Regions from separate parts of the Mus musculus genome. Here all the other regions are linked to region 2. The links are chromatin loops, found by intact Hi-C in ENCODE. Cell type or tissue: left cerebral cortex. All regions are shown on one strand. Links, peaks and the distances in the headings refer to the core of each region. The heading gives the core; the rest is flanking DNA.

Region 1 (7,776 bases), core at 1,421-6,420, 1.5 Mb before region 2:
TCAGAGGATAACCTGTAGTTGATTCTCTTTTTCTACCATGTGTGTCCCAGGGACGGAACTAAGGTCAGCAGCCTTGGAAACAAACATCTTTGCTTGCTGAGCCATCTCAATGACCCTCATGAAGTTTTTAGAGTAAGGGAACAAAGAATTTCATGAATCAGTACACTTGTCAGAGGCATCCGATAGCCGGGTTATAGTTCATCAGGGAAATAGCTGCATGGGTTCCAGGTGCCATAGTCCAAGAGGTTTTACCCATTAGTCCCAAGAATATCAGCTCAGACATGCACATAAGCAAGGAATAGTTATTAAGGATGCTAAAGATAGCCCAAGATAACTCCTAACTAGCCTGTGGTCCTGCAACACTCCAACCTCCTCATATCATTCACTACTAACCAGTTTATCAGACCAGTCCATACAGGGCACTGTTCTTTTACAGATTCCCCAAGAACTATATTTTGTGCCCAGGAAAGCCAAATGTTAATTTTCTTCCATTGTTAGATATTTCATTCCTAGGGACCAATGTACATGAGGTTGAGGAGTAGGCAGGAAAGCAATCTAAGAGACAAATAGCCAGTGAAGCTATTAAGGAGCAAACTCCTGGATCATATTAGATACTATGATATTGATCAGAGAGCTGATGGAGTGTCTGGGCCTTCCATATGACTCACACTGAGTACAGGCAAAGATCCTCAGAGTTAAGTCCCTTGGGAAAAACAAGAGATCACACATTCATCCCCCAGTTTGCTGCCCTCCCCTAAGCAGGTGTAAAGCACAACCGAATTTTCCCTGTGGCCTCTTAATCTCCCACCATAGCCCCCTGTCTATTAATACCCTTCCTTGCATGTCACTGTGTCTCCTAAGGCTGTCTTCTAAACAAGACACACTCTCTCAGATGCTAAGAGGATCCCTCTCCTATGGTAGTTCAGTGACTGTGATGATCTTTTGCCTGAGTTGTGGATGGGTGTGAGGAGCCATTGCTGAGTTCAGGGGCTCCCGCCCTCGCATCCCCCCAGAGGAGCCTCCACGCCTGCAAACAGGACCTTGAGTCAAATAGAATCCAAGTGTCCAGGACAAACAAGCTGCCTTTCTTAAGTGTCACCGGTAGCCATGGTGAGGGAGAGCAAACCACTTCCCCCACGCTGCTTCTCAGAACTATGAGTTCTAGCTATTGGTCATGCCGGTGACTCATCTCTGCAGCCCTTGCCGCCCTCCCTGTCTGTATGAGTCAGGCCTCTCTAGATAAACAAATTGATAGAATGGCTCTATACAAAAAATGGAATGTATTAGAGTGCCTTACAGGTTAGTATCTGACTATTCTAACAACGGCTGTCTTCAGATGGAAAAATCCCAAAATCCAGTAGTTTTTCGGACCTTAAGGCTGGACGTCGCAGCTAGTTTGGGGGTTTGACAGAATCCCAAAGAAGTACACTCCAATACCAGTGAAGGAAAGGTCTTGCCTATGAGTGTGAGGACAAGCAGGTAAAGAATTCCTGCTTCTATGTCCTTTACAGAGGCTACCAATAGATATGGCCCAGATTTAAGGTGGATCTTTCCACCTCAAAAGACAAAAATTTAGGGTGGATGTTCCCATTTCAAATAATTCAATACACAAAATTACCTCACAGACGTATTCAGCAGCTTGCTTGGGCTACAGTTAATTCTAGATGCAGATAATCAAAGTTGATAACCAAAAATAGCCATCATTCTGTCTGTGGTAGGAATGGACCTTATTGATTCCTGTTTGAATGTCTGGCCCACATAGGTGGAGCTATTAGGAGATGTAGCCTTGCTGGGAGGAAATGTGTCACTGCAGGAGTGGGCTTTAAGGTCTCAGATGCTCAAGCTAGGCCTAGTGTGGCATTCACCGCTGCTGCTTAAAGGTCAAGATGTAAAACTCTCAACTCTTTCTCCAGCAACCTATCTACCTGTCTCTGTCATGCTTCCCACCATGACAATGATGGGTTAAATCTCTGAACTGTAAGTCACCCCCTTACAGTGAAATCTTTTCCTTCATAAGAGTTGGTCATGGTCTCTACACAGAAATAAAATCCTAACTAAGACACTGTCCTATGTATGATGTAGCTCCCTCCTGGTGAGGTCACACCATTCGGAACCCCATTCTAACCTGTGTATCCACAGGCAGGAGCATCAGCTGTGCCTGGGCAAGACAAGCCCCTCTCTGAAATGCTTAAAGATCTAGCACAGCAAAGGAAGTGCCAACCCTGTAGGAGTTGAAATCAAGCCAGCACAGAGAGCTGGCAGCCTTCTTCTGACAAGAATGCAGTGTCTAACATTGCTAGTTTCGTTCTTTTTATAGGAGGGGGTGTGTTTATGTATGCTCAGGTGCCTATGAGTGTTTGCACACACGCATGTGGCGGTCAGAAGTCATTCCAAAGGAAACGTTTTTGAGATAGGGACCTAGGGATGGTCAGTTAGGCTGAACTGGCTGGCCAGTGAGATCCCACCACGCTAGGGTTGTTCACACAGAAGTTAAGCGGCAGGTCCTTGTGCTTGCTGAACAAGCAGCGCTTTACTCATGACACCGAGCCATTTTCCTAGCCACCTTTATCACTATTGATCTGCGGCAAGTCATAATAACTAACACTTTTAATAACTTGCCATGTCTACTATAAATATTTTCCAATTTTAATTTTTTTATACCATAAGTTTATAGAAACAAAGTGCCTGGTTCTCAGATTAATGATCTTTTAATTGATGATAATTGGGCATATTTATGGAATACAATATAATGTTTTCATCAATTGCAAAAAGAATCAAACAAGCTAATTAACACATCAATTACCTTACCAACTTATTTTAACCCCTATGGCAAGGATGTTAAAAAAAAAAATCTAGTCATCTTTTAGCAATTTTGAAATACCAATGCATCGTGTAAATTGTATTCCCCAGGCCCTGCAATATATTCCTGAAAGTTACTCCTGTCTTCATATTGGAAATGTGTTTCCTTTGATCATTATTTCCCATTTCTCCATCCCTCCTCCTCCCCCACACCCTTGGTACTTCCAACTACCCGTTTCTATGAGGCTACCTTTCATAGATTCAGTATTTGCCTTTCTGTGCCTAGCTTATTCTATTTAGCACACCTTCCAGCTTCACAAATTATCACAAATGACATATTTATGGAATACAATGTAATGTTTTTATCAATTGCGGAAAGATTCAAACAGGCTAACTAAAACATCAATTAACTTACCAACTTATTTTTCCCCTGCGGCGAGGATGCTTTTTCAAAAAAAAAAAAAAAAGATGTAGTCATTTTTTAGCAATTTTGAAATACCAGTGCATTGTGTCCTTATTGGTTATCCCAAAGGACAGAATGTCCTTCATTCTGCAGGTGCAGAACCTCACTGTACCTCCCTGTGCGTTTAAACCACATTTTCACTATCCATTTGACCACTGTTGGATACGTCCCCTGTTTTTCTCACCTTGGCTGCTGGGCTGAGCCTAGGAATGCAGGTCTCCCTTCAGCCGACTTGGTCAGTTCCTGGTGACTCGGAAGCTGGACTTCTGAGTGCTATGTCAGTTCTAACTTTAGTCTTTTAAGAACCTTTCACACTAGTTCCCTGATGTGACCGCTGTACTTGACCTTCTCACCACTACTCCAGGACTGTCTTTCCTCCGTATTCCACGGGATGCTTCTTCCTGTCATGCCTCTTCAGAGAGTGGCGAGTTGTGTGGCTTCTTGTGATGGCTTTTACTGCCATCCCCTGCTGACCAGAGATGCTGAACATTTCCCTCACGCGCCTGCTGCTCAATCGTCTCTCTTCTGAAAAGCATCTATTCAGATCCTTTGCCTGTTTTTCAGTCAGGTTGTTTACCAGGTATGCATTTTTTTCACCTTCTTAGATATTTTGGGTACTGGTCCCTTATCAGAAACTTAGGATTCTCAGATATTTATTAACTGTATAATTTGTAATTATTTCTTCCCAACCCCTGTATGTCTTCTCTGAAGTAATGACTATCTTTGCTGTTCATAAATGCCATCCCATTCGTCTCCTTCAGCTTCTGTTGTCTGTGATTTTTAAAGTCCAAGCCAGGCTAGAAATGGTCACTTAGACATCACCACGGGCTTTTCTCTGTTTTCTTCTGGTTGCTTTATATTGTAGGTTATGCTTAATCGTCCATCTATTTTGAGTCTTTTTTTTTATACAGCATAAAACAAAGGTCTAATTTCATCCTTCTACATATGGAGAGACCCAGTTTTACCAGCACTCCTTCTTGAAAAGACTGTCCTTTCTATAGTATGTGCTCTTGGCACCTCTGTTCAAAATTAATCATCCATGAGACTGAAAAGCATTTGTTGCTCTTCCAAAAGACCTAGGTTTCACTCCCGACATCCACATGGCCACTCACAACCATTTGTAACTACAGTTCCAGGGGATCCAAAATGTCCTCTTCTGGCCACTAGGGACTCAAGCATTCATGCACATACATACGTGCACACAGGCAAAAAAAAAAAAAAAAAAAAAAAAAAAACACCATAAATTAACACATGAAATTAATCGACCACAAATATATATGTCACCACCACCACCCCAAATCCCGGACTTCCCTGTTGTAATCGTCACTAATTCTGCTACTATGCCAGGCCCATGCTGCTTTGAGCCAATTACTTCATTATATATTTCGAGATCAGAAAAAGTGATGTCTGTAAACATCACTTTGTTCTTTCTGCTGAAAACTGCTTCACCTTCTCAGTCTTCCTGACCCCATATGAATTTTCAGATTGTGTTTTCTATTTCCGTGGAGAATGCCATTAGCATTTTGATAGAAACCATGCCGGCTCAGAAAATGTCCTGTGCCATATGTATATTCTGACAATAGTAATTCTAACCTGTGAGCACAAGCTACATGTCTCTCTGTTCCTGTCTCTGAATTTCAGGGTCCTTCCTCAAGGTTTTAGCAATTTCAGAGAACTGATCAGTCACTTCTTTGCGTAAATCTACTCTTAAGTATTTTCCTTCTTTTATATATCGTTGATGACATTGTCTTCTTAGTTTCTTTATCAGGCAGGTTATTGTTTCTGTTGAGAATGCATGTGCTCAAGAGAGCACCTGGTGCACGCGCATGTGCAGGGACGATTACCAGTTGGGGAGGTGTGTCACACCAGAGTTAAATACAAAGAATGGTTTGTGCGCTGTGAAGAGAAGCGGAACTGGGGCTGCTGTGCACGCAGGTGCTGAGGATCACTACAGACGCGAGAAGCCTGCCCTGTCCCACGAGGCCAGGATTGATATCCTGGTCCTTGTTGCCATTGAAGCCACATCTGTGTCTCTATGTTCATGCTAACACCATAGGCCACTTGGATATCTCTGACATGGCACTCCACAGCCACAGCAAGATTCTTGTTTTGTTTGTTTTATTCTTAATTTCTTTTGAGAAGGAGGTTGCCAGGGCAGAGGGCAGATAAGGAGGAACTGGGAAATGAATGAGTGGGATTAGGGTGCGTGATGGGAAATTCACCAAGAATCAATAGAAAGTTTAAAAAAAAAAAAGATTTATGGCTTGTCCCATATGGCCTTCTAGAATTGTGGGTTTTGTTAGTTTGTCTTTGTTTTGTTTTTTATTTTGATATTTTTATGCAACTCAGGAGACTGAACTTATTATACGGGCAACCTTGGGATCATAGGCAGGCACTACCTTGCCTGGTTTATGTAGAGCTGGGCTTACAAACTTCGTACAAGCACTCTCCCAGCTGAGCCATATTCTGCCTGCTTGTTTGATCTGTTCTGCTAAGAGGTTTTATAATAAACTAATATCAGTTTTTATCAAATTCTTTTTTTTCTTTTTATGCGACTATTCAGATAAACGCCTCCTTTTTGCTATTATTATGTGCCATGTGTAGTAAGAATTTTGGTTTCTTTAAAAACACAAAAATGTTATGTGAATATGATTTTGTTTTAATCTCAGGTGCAGAATATGGGGCTGCTTCACATTGCCCACAGCCGCTGGCTATAATTTTTCTCCATGCTCTAGCAGGCATGTGGTTTTGCCAGCTGAAGATAGTTTAGATATGGAATTCTGGGAACTCTTCAGAGAGTATGTAAAGCCAGAGCTGTGCTGCTGCCGCTAAAGATAGTTTAGATATGGAATTCTGGGGACTCTTCAGAGAGTTTATAAAGCCAGCGCTGTGCTGCTGCCGCGCTTCGCGGCTGCACTTCGCTACCGTTTCGCGGCCGCGCTGCTGCTCCCACATCCATCCGTGGCTACCGCTATTGCTGTTGCTGCACCGCTGCCGCTAAGCTATGGCTGCCGCACTTCACTGTTGCGCTACCGCTGCGCTACAACTACCACGACTGCTACTGCTGCTGCTGCACTACCGTTGCGCTACGGCTGCCGCGCTATCGCTGCTGCTGCCGCACTTCGCTGCCGTGCTGTCCCTGCCCCAGCCGCTACTGCTGCTCCTGCCCCCCCACTGCCCCTGCCCCAGCCACTACTGCTGCCCCTGCCCCACACTGCCCCTGCCCCTGTCACTACTGCTGCCCCTGCCCCTCCACTGCCCTGCCCCAGTCGCTACTGCTGCTCCTGCCCCAGCCGCTACTGCTGCCCATCCCCCCACTGCCCCTGCCCCAGCCACTACTGCTGCCTACCCCCCCCCACTGCCCCTGCCTCAGCCGCTACTGCTGCCCCTTCCCCTCCACTGCCCTGCCCCAGCTGCTACTGCTGCCTGCCCCCCGCACTGCCCCTGCCCCAGCCGCTACTGCTACTCCTGCCCCACACTGCCCCTGCCCCAGCCGCTACTGCTGCCCATCCCCCGCACTGCCCCTGCCCCTCCACTGCCCATCCCCCCACTGCCCCTGCCCCAGCCGCTACTGCTGCTCCTGCTCCTCTACTGCCCCTGCCCCAGCTGCTACTGCTGCCCCTGCCCCTCCACTGCCCTGCCCCAGCTGCTACTGCTGCCCATCCCCCGCACTGCCCCTGCCTCAGCCGCTACTGCTACTCCTGCCCCGCACTGCCCCTGCCCCAGCCGCTACTGCTGCCCCTGCCCCTCCACTGCCCTGTCCCAGCCGCTACTCCTGCTCCTGCTCCTCCTCTGCCCCTGCCCCAGCCGCTACTGCTGCCCCTGCCCCTCCACTGCCCTGCCCCAGCCGCTACTGTTGCCCCTGCCCCTCTACTGCTCTGCCCCAGCCGCTACTGCTGCCCCTGCCCCTCTACTGCTCTGCCCCAGCCGCTACTGCTGCCCCTGCCCCTCCACTGCCCTGCCCCAGCTGCTACTGCTGCCCATCCCCCGCACTGCCCCTGCCTCAGCCGCTACTGCTACTCCTGCCCCTCCACTGCCCTGCCCCAGCTGCTACTGCTGCCCCTGCCCCTCCACTGCCCTGCCCCAGCTGCTACTGCTGCCCATCCCCCGCACTGCCCCTGCCTCAGCCGCTACTGCTACTCCTGCCCTGCACTGCCCCTGCCCCAGCCGCTACTGCTGCCCCTGCCCCTCCACTGCCCTGCCCCAGCTGCTACTGCTGCCCCTGCCCCTCCACTGCCCTGCCCCAGCTGCTACTGCTGCCCATTCCCCCGCACTGCCCCTGCCTCAGCCGCTACTGCTACTCCTGCCCCGCACTGCCCCTGCCCCAGCCGCTACTGCTGCCCCTGCCCCTCCACTGCCCTGCCCCAGCCGCTACTGCTGCCCCTGCCCCTCCACTGCCCTGCCCCAGCCGCTACTGCTGCCCCTGCCCCTCCACTGCCCTGCCCCAGCCGCTACTGCTGCCCCTGCCCCTCCACTGCCCTGCCCCAGCCGCTACTGCTGCCCCTGCCCCTCCA
Region 2 (7,776 bases), core at 1,080-6,079:
TGTCTCGAGTTTCAGGATTCTTTCAATAATACGGCGTATATACGTGTGTGTTCAGTCTCTTAAATAGGGGGTCGGCATGTTTTGTTTCTGATTTTAAACGTACCATTCGTTAAAATTGGAAGAGAGCGCGCTGTGGCCGGCTGTGTGGTGAACCGCGGAGGAGGAGGGCGACATGGAGCTGGTGGTCGGGTTGTCTGTTGTGGGAGACACGATGGTGGGTGGCGTGGACGACTCATACCCCGAGCTGGCGGCGGGCGAAGGCTGTGAGCCCTGAGAAGAGGACTCATGGACCTGAGAGAATAAAGTTGCGTTTTAATGAAGATAAAGAGTGGGCCCAGCAGCTACCCAAGGCTATGAAAGCTGTGCTCCCCCTCCCTTCGCCCGGGCACCCCCTCCCCTACCCCTCCCCGCTTCTTTCAAAGCCAGGGATCTCCCAGACTCTCCGCAGGCAGGGCCAATGGGACTTGGGCTTGGTTCTCCCGGCGTAGCCCAGCACCGCCACGCTCCAGGAGGGGACTCTGCCCTACAGTACTCACAAAAGAAAAAGAGGAGGGGGGCTGGGAAGGAGGAGGCTGCTTTTGAGGCCAGAGGCTAGGAAAGTTCCCTTCCTAAAGTTTGCCTGCCCACTTTGAGGAGAGCGGATTTTGAGAGCTGAGCCCAAGACCGCAGCATCTCGCCCGCCTGCTCCTGACTACCAGGAGCGATGGCCGCGTTCACCGCAGCAGCTCTGACAGCGGGGCCTCGGAGTCACCTCACTTATTTTTACTTTCATTATGAAACAGTGAGTTTAATTGGCCTCTGGTGCAACTATCTTTCCCGCCCCTGTTCCCTCTTCCACTTTCCACTCAGCAGAGTGAAACCCTTTGCCTTTCCGCCTCCTGCGGCTCCTGCCGCCGCCCAGAAGCCGCTCCCGGGTGGCTGGCCCGAGCCTGGGCCCAGAAAAGGCTCTCGCTCGAAGGCGAGCGGCCAGACGGCGGCGTTACCTTCATGTGTTTACGCAGAGAGCTGGGGTGCGTGTAGGACTTATCGCACATCTTGCAAAGGTAGGGCTTGTCGCTCGTGTGCACGTGCATGTGCTTCTTGCGGTCGCTGCTGTTGGCGAAGCGCCGGTCGCAGCCCTCGAACTCGCACTTGAAGGGCTTCTCCCCTAACGTAAAAGTTGAAAGATGGTCTTATTTAAAAGAAATCGGTAGCTGTTTTCAGAATTTAGGAGATGAATTAAAATGCTGGCTGCCCAAGGCGGGGGGGGGGGGGGGGGGGCTCCCCCGAGCTTAAAATCTGGAGTTTTAGTAAATTGGTGCAGCTGTAGTGGAACTATGAATAACGTAACTATACTTTTTTTAACACTCAAGACAATTATATCTACATTTTATTTTTACTTTGTCATACTGATGGTAGTAGTAGAAATAGGAGTGGCGAGAGAAGAAAAAAATTTTTTTTTTCACTTCAGAATAGCAGTGTCTCTAGAAATTGGCTTTTCTGCCCAGGTCTTAACAGAGGTTACCCAGCGGCTTCTACTTAGCTCTGCCCTTACTAGTTTTTGGGACCCGGCTGATTCTCCTGCTTTTGCTCTTTTCTCCCCCAATTTTTTTCCGTCCCAGACACACTGCACCCGTTGGTTGCCACTTCCACTCAACTCCACCCCACCCCCTACACACACCACATTTTATGGCCTAATCTAGAAAGGGGGGAGGAGATTTTACCTGCCTGGGCCATTAAATCTAGAGTTCATGTCGGATTCTCTTCCACTAGATAATGCCCAAATACAGAGGGCGATCAGATCCCCTGACTAGGACCCAAGGGGCGCATAATTTCCAGGCTGCCCCCTCTCGAAGCCTTAAATTGCCTGGAACTTGTTTTGTTATTGTTTCTGTTGGTTTTGTTTCTTTTGTTTCTTTAAGCTTTGGACTTGTCGCTATTTCTAAAGTCCAACTCAGGAACCCCGCATTTTAAGAACAGACCTTACGCTGTATAACAGACAATTAGGATTTCTGTGTCTTTCACCAACTAGACTCACTCCTCAAACCCGGATGCATCGTTGTAAAATGTATCTCTTCCAATGTGCATAAACCTAATGTCCTCCTCAGATCCAAATTGTACTTTCTACCCCAACTGTACCTACCTCCTGTTTCTTCCCATCTTGTTTCTACATTTTTAAACTCAACCTCAACTTCTTCCACCTTTTCGAACAGAAAGGACTCAAGAAAGTCCCTGAACGGGTAGCCACCATCAAGAGTTTTAGATTTGTTTCTAGCTGGAACAACTGGAACCTCCGTGGATGCCCCACGCGTGCCACCTCTCCGGGATTCGAGATTGTCAAGCGCTGGGCCAAGCCAGACTCAGCTTCCCGGTTTATTCCTTTTTTTTTTTTTTTTAAATCTGTATGTTCAGATCCTTCACTCTGTGCCACACTTTCAAGACTAAAAACCAGATCTGCCTGCCTCCAGGAACCTGAGGCCCAGACCCCACTGAGGCTGGATTTGTGCCTCTCTTCCCCCAACTTTGGAATCTCAGGCCCAGCCTGGGTGGGAGGTAGAGTGTCCTACATTAATTTCCATACCTGTGTGTGTCCTTTTGTGGATCTTGAGGTTCTCTGAACGCGCGAAAACCTTGCCGCAGCCAGGAAACGGGCAGGGAAAAGGCTTTTCGCCTGTGTGCACTCGGATGTGGTTGACCAGTTTGTATTTGGCTTTGAAGGGCTTGCCCTCGCGTGGACACTCCTCCCAGAAGCAGATGTGGTTGCTCTGCTCTGGGCCGCCGACGTGCTCCACCGTGACGTGCGTGACCAGCTCGTGCATGGTGCTGAAAGTTTTGTTGCACGACTTTTTGGGGTTGGCCAGCTGCTCCGGCTCGATCCATTTACAGATAAGCTCTTGCTTGATGGGTTGGCGCATATAGCGGAAGAAGGCTCCAGCCCCGTGATGTGCAGCCATGTTCACGTTCATGGGCCCATAGCCGTGAAGCTGCGGGGCAGCATAGTGCTCGGATCGCGGGCTGGTCACCTGGCCGTACTGTTCCGGCCGTGGGTACATGTCCCCGGAGAAACCTAGCCGCATCTGCCCGTTAACCACGTTGGGCGAAGCGTGGCCAGCCGCCTGCTCGTGAAGCCCAGAAAAAAGGAGGTGGCCCGCGGCGTCCGTATGGCCGTGTGGGCCCCCAAAGCCGCCGGCCGAAGCAGCGAAGAGACTGTGCTGGGCGCTAGCTGCCGCCGCCGCGTCGCCGAAGCCCCGGTTGCGGAACAGAAAGTCCCGGGTAGAATTGAAAGCAGCGCTGGAGTAGGAGCCGACGTGGCCGGGGTGGTGATGGTGGCCCAGGGCCGCAGCAGCGGCGTAGCCCGGAGCCTGCGACGTGAAGGCTGTCTGGCCAGCCGAGGCCAGTTCGTGCGAACTGGGGTTGAGCTTGAAGGCGCCCATGCCGTCGGCGAACGGGTTGATACCCAGGCCCACGTCTCTCTCGGCCACGTCGCCCGCCGAGTGGTGCCGGGATGCACCAAAGGTGGTCACACCAATCGCGGGATACTGGGGTCCGGCGTCCAGGAGCATCGTGGCTGCACGGGGCAAGCCCCGGCCTCCCCCGCCCCCCCCCACCCTCGCCCGCCAAGGAGGGAAGATCAGGAGGAGGAGGAACGGGAGGCGGAGGAAGAGGAGGAAGAAGAGGAGGAGGGAGGGGGAGTCGACCCACCTAACGAAGTCTCAGCCAGCAGGCAACGGCCAGGCGCTAGCCGGCACCCGCCCGGCCAAAGGCAGGCAAGAGAGATGACTGCCGGCCGGTAGAAGGCGGGCTCCAGCGCCAGCCGCTCGAACCGCGCGGGCCGGGCTCTCACTTTCTCGCCGCTCAGTCTCTGCCGAGAGGGCCTCGAATCAAGGCTGCCCGGGGAAAGGCATAGAACATCTCAGCCCCCCAATAAAACTTCTTCCCGGATTTGTGGCATAGAGGAATGTGAACGCCAGAGCCGCCACTGCTCGCCCTGTCTCCTCGCGCAGCGCGCCCCTCCTCACTTCTCCACTAGTCTCAGTCTCTCTCTCTCTCACTCTCTCTCTCTCTCTCTCTCTCTCTCTCTCTCTCTCTCTTCTCTCTCTCTCTCTCTCTCTCTCTCTCTCTCTCTCAGGCTCTCCTCCTCGATCCTTCAACTCTCCCTTTTTCCCCCTCTCTGCTTTTTGAAAAAAAAAAAAAAAGGAGGGGGAGAAAAAAGAAAAGAAAAGGCGCAAATCATGCACAATATTGTCTTTTGCGGTTTATCTTCCTGGGGAGAAACTTTCACCTCCTCAGCCGGGCGGTGAGCGCGAGACTGATAGCAGCAATCATTCCTGCAGATAAATGAATTGAAAGGACGACACCGTCGTCGTCCCCCCCCCCCCCTGATGAATGGGAGCAGGGGGAGGGGTCACGTGCGACCGACGCGGGCGAGGATTGGTGAGGCGGCAATCCCCCCACACACCCCGCCCGGGGCCGCCGCGCCAACGAAGGGCGCGCGGTGGCGCCGCGCGCTGCTCATTGGCCCGCCCGCCTCATCAATCCCAGGTATTGTAAAGCGCTTGACATCCCCTTTTGACTAACAGGGCTGCCAGGAGTAGCAACTTTTTTTTCCCCCCTAGCAAATTTTTTCCCCCTCTTCTCACGGAAGGAAAAAAATGCCACGATTTCTTTTCCCTCTCATCTTCTCTTCTCTTCTCTTCTCTTCTCTTCTCCTCTCCTCTCTCTCTCTCTCTCTCTCTCTCTCTCTCTCTCTCTCTCTCTCTCTCTCTCTCTCTCTCTCTCTCCCTCCTCTCCCTGTCTCTCCCCCTCTCCTTACCTTCCTCCCTCCCTCCCTCATTCCCTCCCTCCCCTTCCTCGCTGCCTCCTACCCCTCCTTCTCTAGGTTTTGCTTCTTGTTCTATGTTCTCCCCCCTCCCCGCCACACACTTTCCTCTCCCTCCTTCTAATGTCCCCCTTTCTCCCCTCCCTCTGTTTCTTTCCCTCCCCACTCCCCTCCCCCCTTGCCTCCCCATCCCTGAGCCACTCTCCTTCAAACCTCTGCAGAGCGTTTAAAGACTGGAGACCCCCGGCGTCTCCGAGAGCAGCAGTTGGGGGGGGACCAGCCGAGAAACACCCCAAAGGCACTTCCAGAATGTCCGGACTCAGCAACTTTCTTTTCTCCCTCCCTCCCCTTCTCCACCCTCCCCCCCCCCCCCCCCCCCCCGGGCAGCAAAGGAAGCTTTTGTTATTTGCTTCTTTTGAAGTTTGCTTCCTTTTTGACGGGCCTCTCTCCTGTTTATAATTTAAGATTCGGGAGCGCGAGGGCAAGCTCTTTCCTAGAAACGTGATTTCTTGGTGTCTTTCACAGCCTCAGTTTTGCAGACTTCCTTCCTGCATGCCCACTCACCCCCAAACACAGGTGGATGGATCTCTTAAACTTTTCCTGGTTCCTGAGGTTTGTCGGATTGGGTTTTGTTTTCTGTTTTTAATGGCAGTTTGGAAACCTTGTTGCCGATCTCCCTCTCCCCTCATTTTTTTTTCCTTTTTTTTCCCCTCCGGTCTGGTCCGTTGTGTGGCTTGCTCCCACCCCCAACTCGCTCACTCTGCCCTCCCATTCCCATCCCAGTCCCTTTCATTCAGGTAAAACTGTAAATTTCCCAACGCGCCATTGTTCCTCTGGATCTCCCAAAGCTCCCTAGAGATCCCGGAATACTTTTTTGGTATTTAAATCCCCGGTAGATAGGACCAATGTAAATTTTGTGACATTCAAACCTTTTCCAGTTCACAAATCAGTCACCCTTGTCACAGTTATTGAAATTCCGCAACTTGCCACAACAAGACGGTGGAAAAAGCGGGCGCGGTCTTTGTTGCCAACCAGGCTTTTGATCGCCAGAGAAAATTTACTTACCTTCAGATGAGTGAGCAGAAAAAGAAATAACACTCCCTTTGATTTAGTTAGGAAAATGCAGACATTTGGATTCCGTGCAAACATACAACACTCGCTTGTTTTCGCGATGCGGCCCTCGATTAACCTGTCTTTGCCCAGCGCAAAGTCTATTCAACAACTGCGCGTAGTTGCTTTTTGTCCCATCCACAAAGAACCATTGACTATATATTAAAATGATTGTTGAAAGGTAGAGGGGTATGGCACGTAAAAGCAGGGGGAAAATCCCTGTAACTCAATCAATTAAACCGGGCGACATTTATACATTTCAAAAACTGCACGCGGATGTGGAGCCGGGGGCGATGGAGGTTGCGGTTCTACTTAGCTCAGTTTTAAGCCCATCAGCTTGGCCCAGGATTTAGCCTTAGCGCCTGCATATTCATTAGGTCTAATTATTTTCTAGTAAGGAAAACACAAAAAGCCAAGAGTCGGAATTCTTCAATTTGCCCTTTGTTTCTAACTTCATTTGGCTTCTTTGCAACTGAATCAAGGCTCTAAACTCTTTGCCAGACAAAGAGACCTTCAACTCATCCTTTCACATGATGTCCGCTTAGAAAACTTAACAGTTCTCCAAGCAAAAGAAAAAGAAAACCTCTCTCTCTCTCTCTCTCTCTCTCTCTCTCTCTCTCTCTCTCTCTCTCTCCCTCTCTCCCTCTCTCTCCCTCTCTCTCCCTCTCTCTCCCTCTCTCTCCCTCCCTCTCTCTCTCTCTCTCTCTCTCTCTCTCTCTCTCTCTCTCTCTCTCTCTCTCTCTCCCAGCTAGCTTGCTAGGGCTAGAGGAAGGATGAACATCAGTGGCTACTCCTACCCTCCTTTCTAGTTTTTGTCCCCTACCAAGCAGATTCTGGTTTGGGTAGGGTGAACTACAATCAGGCTGCCTTTCACACACACACACACACACACACACACACACACACACACACACACACACACGCAAAACACACCCCTTCTGGCCCTGAAGTCAGATTGTGGATGGTGATCATATCCCTGTATCTGAAGAGACAGTGTTAAGCATCTATGCCTGTGGGGTTAGGAAGTAGAAATTCTAGGGGGAAAAAAAATCTGCCCCCAGCAACAAGTCTGTGTCCAGCACTTCTCTCTTAATCTGAGCGGACTCCTGTAAGGAGTGACAGAAAAAAAGCGGAAGCAGCTGGTCTTAGGGGTTTCTTTCTTTTAACCTATTATGTATTTTCTTGAGGGAAAAGATACACCAGGCCATTCCGTTCTTTTTGCTCCTACAGGGGGATGTTGGATCCTAGAATTATGAAAATCGTTTATTCAAGGAGATATTTCCTCTAGAGGCTGCACTGCTCTTTCACTAGGGAGAACAAATATTGAACCCACCTTGACTGCTTTAAAAAAAAAAATAGGGAGGGGACCTGAGGGAAGGGTGGCTGTTGGGAGAGGGGAGGGAAAATAATTCTTCAAAAAAGAAAGTCAGTCTTCTCTCCTCCAGTCTGTGGAAAATCCACCGGGGACGTTGACAGAGGGTATTTTTAGGAAACCCATCCAAATATACAAGGTAAGAGTAAATATGAGAGGGGGAAAAAAAGTTGTGGGTTGTAGAAGTTATCAAGTGGGATTTGCGGCGCTCTCTGCAGGAAACGCGAGCGGCTCCAGTTCAAAGCCACATGCACCAACGTGACATATAAGCCATTAAAATATCATCCTGACGGCTCATTTCTGCTTCATCATACATTCCCTAACTGCTTCCCCGAAAGCTGGAGAAGGAGAAATGAAGGATGACCGCCTCGGTGGAACCACAAAAGAGGCGTAGAGGGGTTTCTGGTCCCCCCTTTTCTACCCCAAAGTGATGTGCAGAAATGAGGTGATCCGGGCAACAGGTGGAGCAGGGTAAGTGCTTGAAACCAGGGGGGTC
Region 3 (7,776 bases), core at 1,408-6,407, 1.5 Mb before region 2:
AGTCTCTGCTGCTGCCTCAGCTGCTATTGCTGCTCCTGTCCCTCCACTGCCCCTGCCCTTGCCCCAGCCGCTGCCCCTGCCCCTGCCCCAGCCTCTGCCCCTGCTCCAGTCGCTAGCGCTGCCGCTGCTGCAATTTCTGCCATCATCCCAGCCATTGCCGATGCCAACGCCAGTTGGAGATATCCTGATGAGGAAGATCAGACTTGCCCCAAGAAACTGGACGCCCCAAATCAGCAGGAAGCAGTCTAAAGATATCAACACCTCTTTCCCCCTCTAACCTCCTTTCTCTCCTTCCTAGGAGAGGGGTGGAGGGGTGGAGGACAGTGGATAAAAGGACCTAATACAGTAGCAAACACTCAGTAACAGCCACATTTATTCATTCATGTATACTGCAAAATCTTAATATCCCGGAGTAAATCCCGTTTGATCATGATAAATATTTGTTTTAGAACAGGGAGTTGAATTCAGCTTACAGTGTTTTGTGGAGAATGGTGTTCTTCCTTGTCCTTATTCGTTTTTGCTTTGTTTAACTTTCCTATTTCCTTCTGACTTAGTCTTGGTAGATTGCACTATGTCTAAGAATTCGTTCGTTTTTCTGAGATGGTGTATAGATAGATGTTCACAGTGGTCTCTTACAATTGGTTATATTTCTGACATTCATTGCAATGTCTCCTCTTCCCAGTATTTGAGAAAGTTGTATTTCCATTTTTGTTAAAGATTTTTTTTTTTTTTTTGCGGGGGGTGGGGGTGGGTCTTGCTTTGTCAACTAGGATGGCTTCAGATTCATAATCCTCCTGTCTGTTTCTAGTATGCTAAGATTGTAAATGTGAACCATCACATCTGGACTAAGACATTTTCAAATTTTACTTTTCAATTTCCTACTTGGCTTATCGGTTGTTTAGAAATATGTTGGTTAATTTTATTCGTTTTCAAATTTCCCCTTATTGACTTCTACATTCGTCTCATGTGGTCTGAAAAGAAACTTGATATGATTTCCATTTTCCTGCATATATTTAGATTTCTTCTGTGACCTAATATATGGTCCACAGTGGCCAACACTCAATACCTAGTTGAGAAGACTGTGTGCTCTGTGGCTGTTGAATGGAATGTTTTATAAACACCTGCTCGATCCATTGAATTTAAAACACAGTTCATTCTATTCCTTATTAGTTTTCTATCTACACGATCTGTACAAAGTTAAAATTGGTTAGTAAATAAATTAGCGGTACAAACCGCGGGAAGTTTTGCCACGAGAGTACATTTGCTTTGAACGAAATACAGCAGATCTGAGTGCATAACATTCTCTTTTTCCTTTACATGGTATTTACTAATTAACTGGGAAACAATTGAGCTTTACAATGACTCTGTTTGTTTTCAAAGCTACAGTATTAGCAGTTTGATCTTTTTGGACATTTTCGATGTGGGAAATAAAGAGGTGATAGAAAATCTAAATTCAGCTTTATAGATCCAAGAACATCCAGAATATTTCACCCAATAAAGGCATGTGAATCTACATGTGGCTGGGAATATAATTGCAAGAATATTCGTTGAATTGGGTCTATCAGGGAAGAGAAAAAAGGGCATTCAGGCCAACTTCTTGGATTAAAAGAACAAATTCCACTCAGTGGGAGAGGATGCGCCTAGTCCTTGACACACCAGGATAGGAGGCTATCCAGAGGAGGCCCACCCTCTCAGAGAAGAAGGGGAGGAGGAAGGGGCGCAGCGTCTGGGATGCAAATTTAAAAACATAAATAAATGAGAAGGAATGTGGCGGGCAAGCTCTGTGGTACCCACTACAACCCTTAGAATCGTTACACTAGACATTTGATAAAGAGATATGGACAGAGCCAGGGAGCACGATACTGAGAGCAGAGAAGTGGGAAGCAACAAGACTTACAATGTAGCGCTATAACAATTCTGGCTCCCACAGAACCACAGGGAGAAAAAAACCCAACACAAACAATACAGTACTCATTGTCCTCTACAGGGAGGGTGAGGAGAGGAAGACAAGGTCTGAAGGGAAACTAGGAAGACATGGTACCACGAAACTCTTCGATGTTTCTGTTATGTGTACGTAATATTGAAATTATTATTTTTACCATTCTAAGTTTGAAAAGTGTCCTTTTGGAGGGAGGAATGGATGAATATTCAATATGTAACTTTTGAAATTGACATTCTTTTTTATGATTCAAATAGAAACTATATGGAAATAGTGTAACTAGAAAAATTAATTCCTAAACTTGGAAAAACAAATTATGCCTTATTAATAAAATTTGAATCTGGAACATTCACTAGCCTGGGGGATTTATTTACTTGATTTGAACGATTTGAATGGGGAGAAATTTTAGTAACTTCACTTATTTTATGGGAATTAAATTCTTTTTCTGTGTAGCTTTGTTACATATACAATGTCTGGTACAAAACCCATGACCTAGATGCAACATTGTTAGACTTTTGCCAAACACAACAAAGGAACTTATGAAAGGACCTCCCAAATGGTTTCTTTCCAACCAAATGGTTTCCTCCTCTACCACCTCCTCCTCCTCTTCCTCGCCTTCCACCTCTTTCCGATGATACAGAGGCTGCTGCTGCTGTTATTACATGGCCCTGGGATTTCAGCTGCATCTGAGTCTTTCAAAACATATTCTAGGCAAGATTAGCAGCGTCAGAGCCTCCCTGGGTGTGGTAGGTCTTCCAGCTCACACTAGTTACAGAGAGCCCTTGATCTGTCCTGCTCTTAGGGTTTCTTGTAAGCTTACTGGAGGGAGGGAAGGAGGGAGGGAGGGAGGGAGGGAGAGAGAGAGAGAGAGAGAGAGGGAGGGAGGGAGGGAGGGAGGGAGGGAGGGAGGGAGAGAGAGAGAGAGAGAGAGAGAGAGAGAGAGAGAGAGAGAGAGAGAGAGAGAGAGAGAGAACCTGGACTTCCTGATAATGTTACATTTAAGGCTATAAGAAAAAGACACTTTGCCATACACAACAAAGGAACTTATGAAGGGATCTCCCAAATGGTTTATCTCTAACCAAATGGTCTCCTCCCTTACCACCACCGACTCCTCCTCTGCCTCCTCCTCCTCCTCATCGTCATCGTCATCATCATCATCGTTGTCATCATCATCATAATCCCCTTCCTCCTTCTCATTAAGCCTCTGCCTGCCCAGGTTTGCTAATGGTCCCTGTACTTGAACAAATGTGGGGCCACTCTCTAGTCATTATGGGAGGGACCTACACAGGGAATGAAGACTAGGCCATATGTTTCTTTGCAGCTACCAAAGCTACACTCTACCACAAATGTGGGAGGAAGGATTGTGCACATATGGACATATGCGAAGGGTGAGTGCTCTTTTTTGAGACCAAGTCTTTCTCTGTAGCCCAGGCTAGACGAGAACTAGTGATCCCCTTGCCTTTGCCTCTAAAGTACTAGGATTATTTCCACACAATTTAAACACAGCTCTTTGCAGCCAGACACACTACTGGGTGGGAAAGTTGGGGATAACCCGGGATCCAAGCAGAGAGGTTTCATTGCCTTGCCAGTAAGCTGCCTGAACTCGGGCTGGTATCATGCTTCTGAGGAGAGCCAGGGTGTGATATGGAAGGCTCTGCACCACTCTGATCTGAAGGGAGGAGCCCAACTTGAAGATGTGGACTTGGCATTATACGATCTTGAACCCCAACTCTGCAGTTTCCTGGTTCTGCGGAACCTTTGTTTCTAAACAAAGTTGCCACCAACTGTAGCAGCTACTTCAGCTACTTCTGATTGCTAGGATTAAATGCCATGACCAAAAGAGACCCACAGAAGAAAGATCATTTTGGCTTATGGTTCCAGAAAGATAGTCTATAATGGCAAGGTAGGCATGACAGCCAGCTGCCAGAGAAGGAAGCCGAAAGAGTACAATCACACAGAGAAAGCAGAGAGAGTGTTCTGGAAGTGGGTCAAGACTATAAACACTCAAAGCCCACCCTCAGCAACACAGCAAGACCCCTCACAATGCTACCAACTGGGGACCTAGTGGCAAGTGCCGCCTCTTCTTCATTCTGAGCTGGGCTTGAACTTGCTAGGTCATGAGTTTTGCATGGACCTAAGAAATCCAAGTGCTTCTGAGACCAGACCTTAAACGCTGATGGTTTCCATCCTTGGAATCCAGCCCTGTGCCCTGCTGGAGAAACTGAATCCTGGAGAGACACCAAGAGCAGCTAGCCAAAACCCGGCTGTCCTGGCCACCTGGCAGAACAGTGGGCACAGAACGCTTTGAAGAAGTCTGGGTTGAGACAGTAAGAGGCTGGTGAAGCTCAGGAAATCCTGCACCTTCCGGGCTAAGAACAGGGCCTTTCCTTGCTGCGTGCATGGGTAGAGAGCTGTGCAGCACCATCTGAAGAGCGCACCCTGCAAGTTGCAGGGCTCAGCATGCACAAGCGTGTGCCTGGTGCTGTGTGGGCTGAGTGTTAGAAACAGGCTGTGCAGGCTCCCTCCCACAAAGCAGACCTCATTACCACCTGCCCCTTCCGGGCTTGGGCCAGCCTACTGAGTCCTTTTTTTTTTTTTTTTTTTTTTTTTTTTTTTTTTTTGCTTCAGATCAGAGCCAGCTCTTGATGGGTCAATTGATACATGTTGAGAAACCTTTCTCACTGGCCTCTGCAACCATCTCTTCTGCCACCATCTCTGCCACCATCGGCATGGACAGACCTCCTCTCTACTTCTGTCAGCCTTGCCTGCCTGCTGGAACCATCCAACTCACAGATTCCCTCCCCAGCCTGCAACAGCAGGCCACTCAGCTCCCACCCCCTACCAACAGGCTCCCTGCTTTGCCTTCTCCTGAGAGACTGACTGTCCTGTACCCTGGGGTGAGGGGGGATGTCCCTCATGGTCCTCTATATATCCCAAGATCCTCTCCTGTGCCCTCCAGCCTCAAGGAGACTGAAAAGACTAAGTCACACTCACCATTGTACACTGGGTATCTGACTTGCTAGCTGGTATCTACCAGTCAACTGACGGATGTAACTCTCTCTCAAGCTCCTTGGCCCCTGAAGTCATGCTGTGTCTGAAAAAATGTAATGAAGGGCTATAGGGAGGACCAGCAGACAAGGTCTGTTCTAGTTTGGTTTCTATCACTGTCATAAAACACTTGGACCAAGAACAGTTTAGGTGAGGAGAGGGTTTACTCGGCACACACTTACAGGTAACAGTCTACCACCAAGAGAAGTCGGGGATGGAACTCAAGCAAGAGTAGAGGCAGGAGCATGAGCAAAGGCCAGGGAGAAATGCTATTGGCTGGTTTGTCCCCCACAGGACTTTCTCAGAGACAAGCCAGTTCACCTGCACAGAGGAGGTACTGCTCACAGTGCAATGGATCACGCCATTCATCGATCAAGAAAACGTCTCATAGACCAAGCTGATGAAGGCTGTTATTCAATGGGTTCCATCATTTCAGCTGACCTCAGTTTGTATCAAGTTAACAAAAACTAACCAGCACAGGCTCCAATTATCAACACAAGGAAAAAGGTCCCCAGCCTTAAATACCACTCAGGGTCACTGGACACTAAAATTAGTGTTGTTTACCAGACATTCAGCCAAACAAACAGGAAGGGACTGATATCCAGCCAGTTCTCTACCTGACAAGCTGGATGTTCAGGGACAGTGCTGCACATACCCAAAGGCTCTTTTATCCAAGTTACACAAAAGTCCTGTGCGGGTCAGCTATAACCCCTGCCCACTTAGGGCAGCGTCCCATTCTACCATAACACTTTCCTGGTAAGCTCAAGTCTCAAGACTACCAGAACCTAAATCTCAGTCCTGATTGAAGCAAATGCTATATATCATAGTCAAGTTGACTGGCTTAGATCATTCTATCTCACAGGAAATAGAGCGATTGTGTATCTGGCCTGCAGTGTATACCTGGAGTATGTAAATCACAAAGGAGAATTTGAGTCTCCGGTTATAGAAACTCGGAGTGAGCAGCAGGGAGTCCACCTGCTACCATATAGCATAGCACAGCTAAGCACCTATGAGCTCCATCACCAATGCAGCAATGGGCTGAGATTGCCTCTCAAGAGATACACCTGGGCACACCCAGATTGCTCTCACAGCTGAAACTGCAGGGCCTGTGAGATGGGTCAATAGGTAAAGGTGCTTGTCACTAAGCCTGAGTTTGATCCCTGTGGTGAAAGTAAAGAGATGGAGTACACACACACACACACACACACACACACACACAATCTTTTAAAAACAATTTGAAGTGCTATTTCAGAGTCTCAGTCATCTCAGTTTCAAAGAGAGCCTTAGCCCCTTATATAATGTTATCTCATCAACCAAATAGCCTACCAGTATAAATGTCCACCTACTCCTGATGAACAGAGATGATTCCTGTCTCCTCAGAGTTTATATTTGAGTAGCTAAGTTATAGATAGATAAATAGATAGCTAGATAGATAAAGATAGAGAGATAGGGGTAGAGAGGTAGAGGTGGTAGAGGTAGAGAGGGAGAGAGAGAGAGAGAAAGAGAGAGAGAGAGAGAGGGAGAGATGGAGATATTGCAAGCAAGGGGACCTGAGTATGAGTCCCCTTGACACTCACATACAGAACCAATCATGGTCATACATGCCCATAACCCCAGTGCTTTCAGTGACAGAGACAAGACCACTGGGTCTGGCTAGCTGCTAAGAAGTTATTTCCAGGTTCAGTGAGAAACTCTGTCTCAAGAGAATAAGAAGGAGGGAGGGAGGGAGAGAGAGAGAGAGAGAGAGAGAGAGAGAGAGAGAGAGAGAGAGAGAGAGAGAGAGAGAGAGAGAGAGAACAGGACTCCACATGTCTTTCTCTTGCCTCTGCATACACATGGGCTCATAGGACTAGCTGATCTACAGGAATTCTCCAGGCCTTCAGCACCACATTGGGCTGCTGAGACATCCAGAATAACTATGGGTTTGCGGCCTCTCCAGTGTGAGGCAGCCATTGGGCTACTCAGACAGCATCCTAGAAGCTAATTTAATAAAGCCAATAATACAGCTATATGTTCTATCACTTCTGTTCCCTCAGTAAAACCTGACTAATATAAGAAAGCCATAAAATTATTTCAAATTCTAACATGTATAATAAAAGCAACAAATATGGGGGAAGAATAAGGGAAGCAGGCAGATAGTTCTGTCAAGAGTGATCCAAGAAGACCTCACATACATCAAGGCCTACAGGATACAAAGTGGTTATTTAGTCTTGTGGGGAAAGACAAAGGAAGCTATGATGTGAATCAAGCACAAGCTCTTGGCAAAGGACCTGTGGCAGGGAGGGAGTGGAGTTAATGAAACCCTTTGCTACAAACTACTCCTTGCTGTCTGAGGAGCCTGCTTCCCATATCCTGCCTTAACAAGTTAAACAACAAAAGCCATATTAGACTACTTATGTGGCTCTCAGAAGATTCAGCTAAGTTGTAGTGCAGCTTCCAGACCAATTCAGGTCTGTGACAGTGGAGTGTCTACCTGCCTCCATGCCTCCAGGAGGAACTGAGACACCCAGCTATCATTTCAAGCCAGTGACAGGCCAAAAACCCCCAAAGTTCTCCTCATGAAGACAATAGAATATAAAATAGGAGGTTGAGCCTGCTGTTTCCCTGTATTCTTGAGCCAATAGACCCCAAGGCAGGCATGCAGAAATGCTAATGGGAACAGAGAACACTGAACAAAATGTGCTCTTACTTTTTGATTCAGTTCTTGCTGACACTAACAGAGAGTATAGCAAGGATCTTCTCTCCACATGCAGTCTTCATGGGAGAAATTCAAGGAAATGACTTTCTGA
Region 4 (7,776 bases), core at 1,828-6,827, 240 kb before region 2:
GCTAGGGTTTAGCCCAATGTATTATATATGCTAAATGGGCATCATACTCAATCAACCAGTTTAAGGAATAGCAAATACCTGATAACAGAAACAAGCTATCTTCAAAAGCTCGGAGAGTCCAGCCTAGATTAAACATGCAGTTGGTAAAGCTGGCTGAAAAAATGAGACATCATGATTTGCTAGACCACTGGGAATTTTTCAAAAACAATCACAGAACCAATAAAACAATTCCAAAATGAGTTTTAAACCTTAGCATCCTGATTAGCTACTACTGAGATTATAGGCTTTTATTTTCGAGTCAAACCTCATCAATCTAGGATGGTTCAACTACTCTAGCTCCAGACACAAAGCTATCAAAGACAATGATGTTTTTACAAGCAGAAATTTATTATCGATATCAAGATTTTAAATTTTTTTTGAGCTGCCAACTAGGAGCAACTAATATTAACAAAAACAATCCTTGTGCGCATATGGGTATATTTAAGTCTCTGTGAAGAAACAGACCATTAGGAATAGCAGTCAAATGAGGTGTTTAATATTTAAAGTTTAAAAATTGCTTACTTCTTTTCCCTTATAGCTAGATGCAGGATCAGCACAATAAACTCTACTTTTAAATATCTGGGATTATGACCAAATACATTCAAAAGTCGTAGTTTCAAATAAATGTGTGCTGCTTAACTATGTGGGAGACTGTCTGAAACCAACTCCCAGTTGGAAAAGGCAAAATTTCAAATAATCCCTCTGTGCAATCACGGAGCTTGCAATGGAATGTGGGAAAAGGATCCATCCATAAATTCTTTATTTTCTGGGGTTTGCCAAGACATAATAAATCCTTTAATGGCATGGTTATCATAAAAACAATTGTATTTTCCATGTTAACTGATTAAAACCTTTTAACATGAAACTAAGGTCATCTGTTTCAACTTTTTGTCACAGAATTTTTTATTAATTCATTGTTTTATTTCTTTACTTCCGAATTATTGCCTCCCCTTCCTGATCCCTCTGGCAGAGTTCTTTCCCCCAGCCCCCTCCCCTTTGCCTCTGAGACGGTGCCTCCCAAACACAATTTTAACATATATAAGAAATTTGGTCAAGTAATCTATGAAATATTATCCATACATCAGAGTATTTAATAGGACAAAAATGATATCTTATAACTGTGATGAGTCTAGAATTAATTTCAATAACTATGGGTTTTATTCATGACAAAAACAAAAACTACTTACACAGTAGGGGTGGTCACTTCTGCATAGACACACACACACATATATATATACATACACACACACATATATATATGTATACATATACATATATACATATATACATATATATACATATATATATATATATATATATATATATATATATATATGCATGCACACATACATACATATGTATACACGCACAGATGTCATTGTCTGCATTCAATTCCAACTAAAAAAGAAGAGTTCCAGATTTAGTAGGCAGGTTTCTAATGTGTTAAAAATAAGCCAGTAGCCAACTTCGGCCTTTTAGAACTGTCACAAGATTGCCAGCTGAACTCAAAGCAAAATGAAACAAAGTAATCATCCCAATAATTGATCACCCAAATGTCCCCAATCACTGCATTGTCACACTAAGTCAGTAGGGATATAAAGATGACCTAGAAGAAAAATGCCCCAGGAATCACATTAAAATCGCCCCCTTGCTCAGCAAGGGGAAACCCTACACCCTTAGCTGGCTTTCTATTCCCACCTTTTTATCTACATGATAATATGGCAATCATCCAAATCATTAAAAGTAATTAAATATCTGGTGATGTTGCTGCCAAACTTTACCAAAATCTGATTCATAATTAAAAAACAACCATGTGTAAGAAAACTTATTTTCACTATGTTCTCTCAAATCTTAACACAGTAGAGGTTTTAAATTAACAAATAATGTATAAAGACTTTCGTACTTAATTTAGCCTTCTTAACTCACCTTGGAAAACATATCTTCTATAAAGTATAGATTATAAAGAAACTCATTAAATAATTTGGCATTGCTATGTACTTTTCCATGGAAACAAATGCATTCAATCATAAAAAATATTCAGGATCATATATCTTTGTCTGCACATCGGGGATGGGGGCTCTTTGTGGGGGGTATAAAAGGCAAATGTAAATATTCAGATAATATTTAACATTAGTTTTAAGTGACTATTAACAGAAATATGTATCTGTTAATATTTTCTGTCTTTCAAAACAAAAGAGCTGTGTAATTAATGTTCTGGAAATCATTCCTGGAACTAAGCTTTAAAAATCGACACTTCATATTTAAGACAAAAATATGCGTTTAAGTGCTTTTTTAAGACATGCTTGTAGAAACAAAGGAGTTAAAATGGAATTAATTTTAGCATAAATAAAAGACAAAATGGCTACCATTTCTCATATTTGTGAAGATTTTTTTTTCTTTTTAATTCGAAGCAAATTTCACCCAGCGAAATGTTTTTATCTTCAACTTTACTTGGCTCTGTTTTAATCATACCTTTAAAACAACTGGAAAATGAACCTGGGCATCCAAGTGAACTTCATTAGTCCTGCCAAACCTAGCATATACAGTCAGCAGTTCACTCCCCTTCTCAATGTGAAACGGGTATTACTGTTACTATCTTAAATGTCTCATCCGTTAGGCTGAGCGGGGAAAATCTGCTTGAGATTTTAGACTGTTACCAAATTACCAAAACTAGCACAGCAACTCTTAATGAGCAAAACCATTAATGATCTTCCAACTGGAGCCCTATTCAAATACCTCACCTTGTTAGCACAGAATGAGGTGTTCAATCAAGAGCCTGGGAATGGGAAGCCCCAGCGCCTGGTTCTGAGTGGTGATTACAAGGGTGAGGGGACAAGTGCCAAGGTAACAGTCTCCTGCCCCGCAGGAAGCTGAGAAACCTTCAAGTCTCCATTTGTAAATCAGGCCCGATGATTGCAGCAGTCACCAGCAAAGAGCATAGGAAACAATTATTTGCACCATATTCTTCCACTGTTTTAATTTGCTCTTAAAATGAACAAGATGATCCCCAGAGTCATTGGCATTTTGTCTTTAGAAATTTAGAGCCCGTTCTAGGATTTTTCTGGCATTGAAAGGCACGAAAAGCCTCAGCGCATAATTTAAAGGAACATTTCCTGCTCCCAAGTGACTTGATTATTCAGATTTACTGACTTCAAATCTATAAAATATTCTCCAGGAGTTCGTTTGAGATATTGAAGTTGTTGAGTTTTAAAGCAAAAAACCATACTTGTTGATTTTTAATATTTTTGTGTTCCTGTTTCCCATTTAAGACACTGTGACTTAGGCATTGAAACTGTTAACCTTTAAAAAAAAAAAAAAACAAAACAAAACAAACAAAAAAAAACTGGCTTCAGCTCTTTTAATCTGCCCTTTGACTACAGGAAGCTTACAAATAATTTACAAAATGATTTTTGCTTTAGGCTCTTGATTTAGTTCTTAGTTTAGTTATTTAGAATAACAGGAGCATAGTATTAAACTTATGTTTAAGAGGACATATATAAGCAAACATTATAGTTAAAATATATACCGTTTATCTTAAAGAAAAAAGTTGCACTGGAAATATGACATATGTCTTTCAGTGTCAATATGCTGGATTGATTTTATTACTAATAAGCATATATATTTGTAACTGACTTGATTACTTAAATTAATTGAAGTTGATAAGCAACAAAGTATTTATAGTTAAAAATGAGATACAGATATGTATTAGATTTTTCTTCTGTTTTATAAAAATCTACTATAGATGTGCCTATATTTTTCCTCTTGATTATTCAAAGGGTAATGTACAAATCTGTGAATGGGGTGGCATGATAATTAATCGCAGGCAGTACATATTGTCTACCTGTAAGATGACTGATTATATTTTACATCGATATGATTTCATAAACTGTTTTATTATCATTTAACCTGAGAGGGGATATTCAGAAACACTAAATATTACCTAATTTTATTTCATGTGAATACATTAAATACAGTATCTGTACATCTATATATCTTTTATTAGATGCTGAGACTAGAAAGTAGAGTTTGTTTGTTTTTTTTTTTCTTTTAACCTTTTTATTTGTTCCTGAATTTGAAGACATTATAGGCCATAAGGAATAATAGGACGACTATAGCTCCTTGAAAATGACTTTTGAAAGTCCGCGTGGATAACATGATTAATTCTTTGCAACAGATTTTCATATTTGCTAAATAGCTAGATAGCCTTGTTTTATTTCTTGACTGTTAACTTCCGTTGTTTTTTGGTGGGTTTTAGGGGAGTTTTGTTTGTTTGTTTATTTGTCTTGTTTTTCTGAATGGTGTGCTATTAAGTTTCCAAGGCTGGGTTTTCTACACTCAATTAAAATAGCACAGACTCATATGAGAAATCTCCTGCAGTGTTATACGTTACAATCACATCCCTTATCCCAAAGCTACAGTGATCACTTCCAAAAGTTCCTTAAGAAACAAAACAAAACAAAACTGTTTCATCATAAGCTATCCAAATGTAGAGGGCGCTGCTGTACATGTATTTTGAAAGTGTTTCAGAATCAAACACTCATCTGTTAATTTAGTTTTTGTTTTCAAAACCTGCCAGTAAATTCTAATCACATCATTAATGTTTAAAGTCTGTATTTAGACTTAAAGTAACTGAAAATACTTAGGGAATAAAGTATTAAAGTTGTACATGTCATTGTGGAAATAAGTACTTTTTAATTTTATCTTCTAGTTCTAATTATCTATAAATTAGTTTAGATGTTCTTGTAGCTAGTTTTTATATATCAAGGTTCTGTCACTATAGTTATGTAAAAAATAGCCTGGTGCCCAGGAGATGTAAGCTGAAAATTTAAGAATGTCATTATATTTGTGTGAAAGAAGGATGAACTATATACAAAGGCAATTAATTTTGGGTAGAGACTGTGTATTTTCAATACCATACTACAGTGTTTTGGGTGTTTGAAACTTTACAAAGTACAGATTGAGAAAAATGTTCCAATCAGTTGCTGCCTTTTTTAATCTATGTTTCTAAGCAATCATATATTTTAAAGTGATTTCACTAGACATGCTAGTTTCTGTATGGTTTTTAATGCACTCTTAAAATTTAGAAGTGTTCCCTTATCATGTAACAAATATAACATTTTTCCATTAATGAAATAAAGCTAACTGGAAAAATAACTCTACTGACATATATATATATATATATATATATATATATATATATATACATATATATATATATATGTGTGTGTGTGTGTGTGTGTGTCAGTAGAGTTATTATATATATTTATATATATTAACAAAATGTTATAAATAATTTCTTTGATTTTCATGAGTATCAAAATCATATGAATTTACTTTTTAAGTTTTTTCATTTGTATTATTATAATTTTAAAGCAATCAAAGATAAAACAGATTACAGCATATCTTATAAATACATATTTTGATAATATATTTGTACAAAATCAAGCTTGAAAATCTCATGTATTAGATAGGTGCTTTGCTATATCTAAAGTGAATTAGTACTATGCAAAATTCACCAATTCCTTGTCTGTCGGGGCCAAAGCTGAATGACAGCTACAGATTTAAAATGTATTTGCTGAGAAAACACATCAGAAACTCAAATGTGACTAGGTTCTAATCTAGTTTTCACTGTTGGCTCTTAACACTTAATTTCATACTTAAAAGCCATTTGATTTATCTCTTCTTGTTACATGTAGATTTGGTACAGCTAAATACAGACGGACTGGTGGAATATATACTGGCATTAATAAGACAGTATCCTTTATAGTTAAAGTCACATAATCAGCGAGATTTTTTACATTTGATTTTCATTCTTAAACACCCACGAAATAGCAACAGCGCCTACTCTCTTCCTAGTTTGACTTGCAGAAAGAAACAGGCCAAGAATGACTGGGATACGTAAATATGTAATTCTATGCAGAGCCGGTGAAACTAAGTACAAGAAAAACATAAATACCTCGTCAGGAAAAGTTTTCAGTGTAGCTCAGGCATAACTTTTCAACTCTTCCAGTTATTTTAACATCAAAATAAGCGTGGCAGAAAGCACAGGAGGAAAAGCGCCCGACTAAAACGGCTCCTAATGTGCTCTTTTGAATCGGGTATCCAAAACTGCCTGTTTAGGCTGCATCTAATCTAGCACAAGTAGGTGTTGTCTGAATTTTATGCTATCCACCCACGTTTAAGTAGTTTTTCACCTTAAAACTAGGAAAGAGAGTCGAGGAGTGAAACAGCCAATCCACAACTGAGGTAACAGTTGCCTTGTACGATAGACAAGTTCTTTGGGACCAAGATACCCCACAGACTGACTAACTAGGACAAGGGATGAAGCTTGGCCTTGTTCACTGCCATCAAAACAAAGGCTCATATTGCATGAAAATCCTGTGCAAATGAGCCATAATGGCGTGAATGACAATCTCCTAAGACCATGCAGCAAGGCCCGTGTTTGATCTGAAACACTGTTAATCTTTCTCACACATAGCACACTAGTACACTTGGGAAATCCTCCATGAGTACTTCCCTACAGCCGGAGCAGGAGCAAGAGATGGAAAGGCATCAAGCAAAAGTTCTGTCTTGGCCACTACTTCATTTGAGTCATTTTTCACTTTGGTTTTTTTGGTGATTTGGTTCAGATAGTCACAGAAAATTTAGACCTCACTCTTCTTTACTTCAAAACTTTGTGTTTTTTTTTAACTGTCTCTTTTGTATAAATATATGGTGTTACTGTTATGTTTTAAAAGGTTTCCAAGGGCTATAACAATTAGAAACCGTTTGAAATGTCTTATTTGTGTAGGTTGTGTCATTAATCCTAGTGGAATCAGACACTACACCAAAACATGTAAGAAAGGAAAAAGCCAGCATAAGAGGGGAGAATAAGAGATAGGGAGAAAGGAAATGGGAGGAAAAAGGTGGGTAGAAGAAGAGGGAGGGGGGAGGAGAGAGGGAGAAAGGGAGGAAAGGGTGAAGGAGGAAAGAAGGGAGAAGGGGGAAGGAAAAAAGGAGAGATGTTTTCTACTGTAAGAAAAGACTGATTTTGGTGTTTCCATTTCAAATACAATTTAAACCATCAAAATAGCTCATAAGAAATTACAGGTCAGACTTTTGAATCACAGACGGCCTTTTATTTTCCTTTCTAATATTTAAATGAACTGTTTGCTTGGAGAGCCAAATATGTAAGGCACATGTGTTCAGTACAAGCTGAGTAAGTCATGCCAACTCAAAGATGGTAGGAAGTATGCCTCCTTCGTTGTGTTTTCCTTTTGAAGTGTTGCCTAAAAATCAGGCCTGGGCTTCAAAGAGGAGGATTACAGCCTTTATCCAGCAATTAATATGGTTGGGACTCAGAACATCAGCATCTGACCACAACACTAGCCGACAGAAGCATAGCAGGAATTCATTCTCTTTCAGGACTTAAGTAAATCATAAAAATGAATAAATAAGCAGTAATATATTGTTGATACTTGGCAGAGAAAGAAGGGGCAGAGCTAAGCTTTCGCATCTAGTAACCAACCTGCGTTTTCATATCCAGGCAAGCATTTCCAAAATCTGAGATCCCTGGACCTCTAACAAGGTTTCTACATCTGGATCATTTTACTCTCCCACCAGCTTTTAAGAAAGAAATGCTCTCCAGTAAGAAATCCATTCCTTTCTCCTTATAGAGTGGATCAGATAATCATTTGGATGTGGAGAAGTCCTTCTTCCTGTCAAAGTTCAAGGTTTCAAAACATGGTCAGAATATAA

Evidence for each region. Peaks named below come from ENCODE experiments on the same cell type or tissue, not always from the same donor. Only the 100,000 strongest peaks of a DNase experiment are listed, where the experiment ranks them.
Region 1: a loop joins it to region 2, with 7 times the contacts of the local background. A loop is called at or near these places in 3 of 42 quality-filtered maps.
Region 3: it touches region 2 in a loop (5-fold over the local background); 3 of 42 quality-filtered maps call a loop at or near these places.
Region 4: it touches region 2 in a loop (2.3-fold over the local background); 4 of 42 quality-filtered maps call a loop at or near these places.

What each region holds. Positions count from the first base shown.
Region 1 is chr9:89,873,513-89,881,288 of GRCm38, forward strand. No RefSeq gene overlaps it. Among named protein-coding and RNA genes, the nearest start is that of Rasgrf1, 32 kb to the right of the region's middle. In left cerebral cortex, for the core only: a CTCF peak has its summit at 4,445 (motif pointing left); DNase peaks (open chromatin) are centred at 2,249 and 6,213.
Region 2 is chr9:91,361,476-91,369,251 of GRCm38, forward strand. It overlaps Zic1 (zinc finger protein of the cerebellum 1), which reads right to left and starts at 4,293. Exons shown (of 3, transcript NM_009573.4): 1 at 2,561-4,293; 2 at 984-1,147; 3 at 1-291. The coding sequence starts at 3,542. The coding sequence ends at 94. It also overlaps a transcript of Zic4 not described here. In left cerebral cortex, for the core only: a CTCF peak has its summit at 3,785; DNase peaks (open chromatin) are centred at 2,002, 2,689, 3,819 and 4,459; H3K4me3 peaks cover 2,703 bases; H3K27ac peaks cover 761 bases.
Region 3 is chr9:89,881,582-89,889,357 of GRCm38, forward strand. No RefSeq gene overlaps it. Among named protein-coding and RNA genes, the nearest start is that of Rasgrf1, 24 kb to the right of the region's middle. In left cerebral cortex, for the core only: a CTCF peak has its summit at 4,327; a DNase peak (open chromatin) is centred at 4,361.
Region 4 is chr9:91,124,202-91,131,977 of GRCm38, forward strand. No RefSeq gene overlaps it. Among named protein-coding and RNA genes, the nearest start is that of Gm31114, 190 kb to the left of the region's middle. In left cerebral cortex, for the core only: a CTCF peak has its summit at 4,500; DNase peaks (open chromatin) are centred at 2,903, 5,989 and 6,080.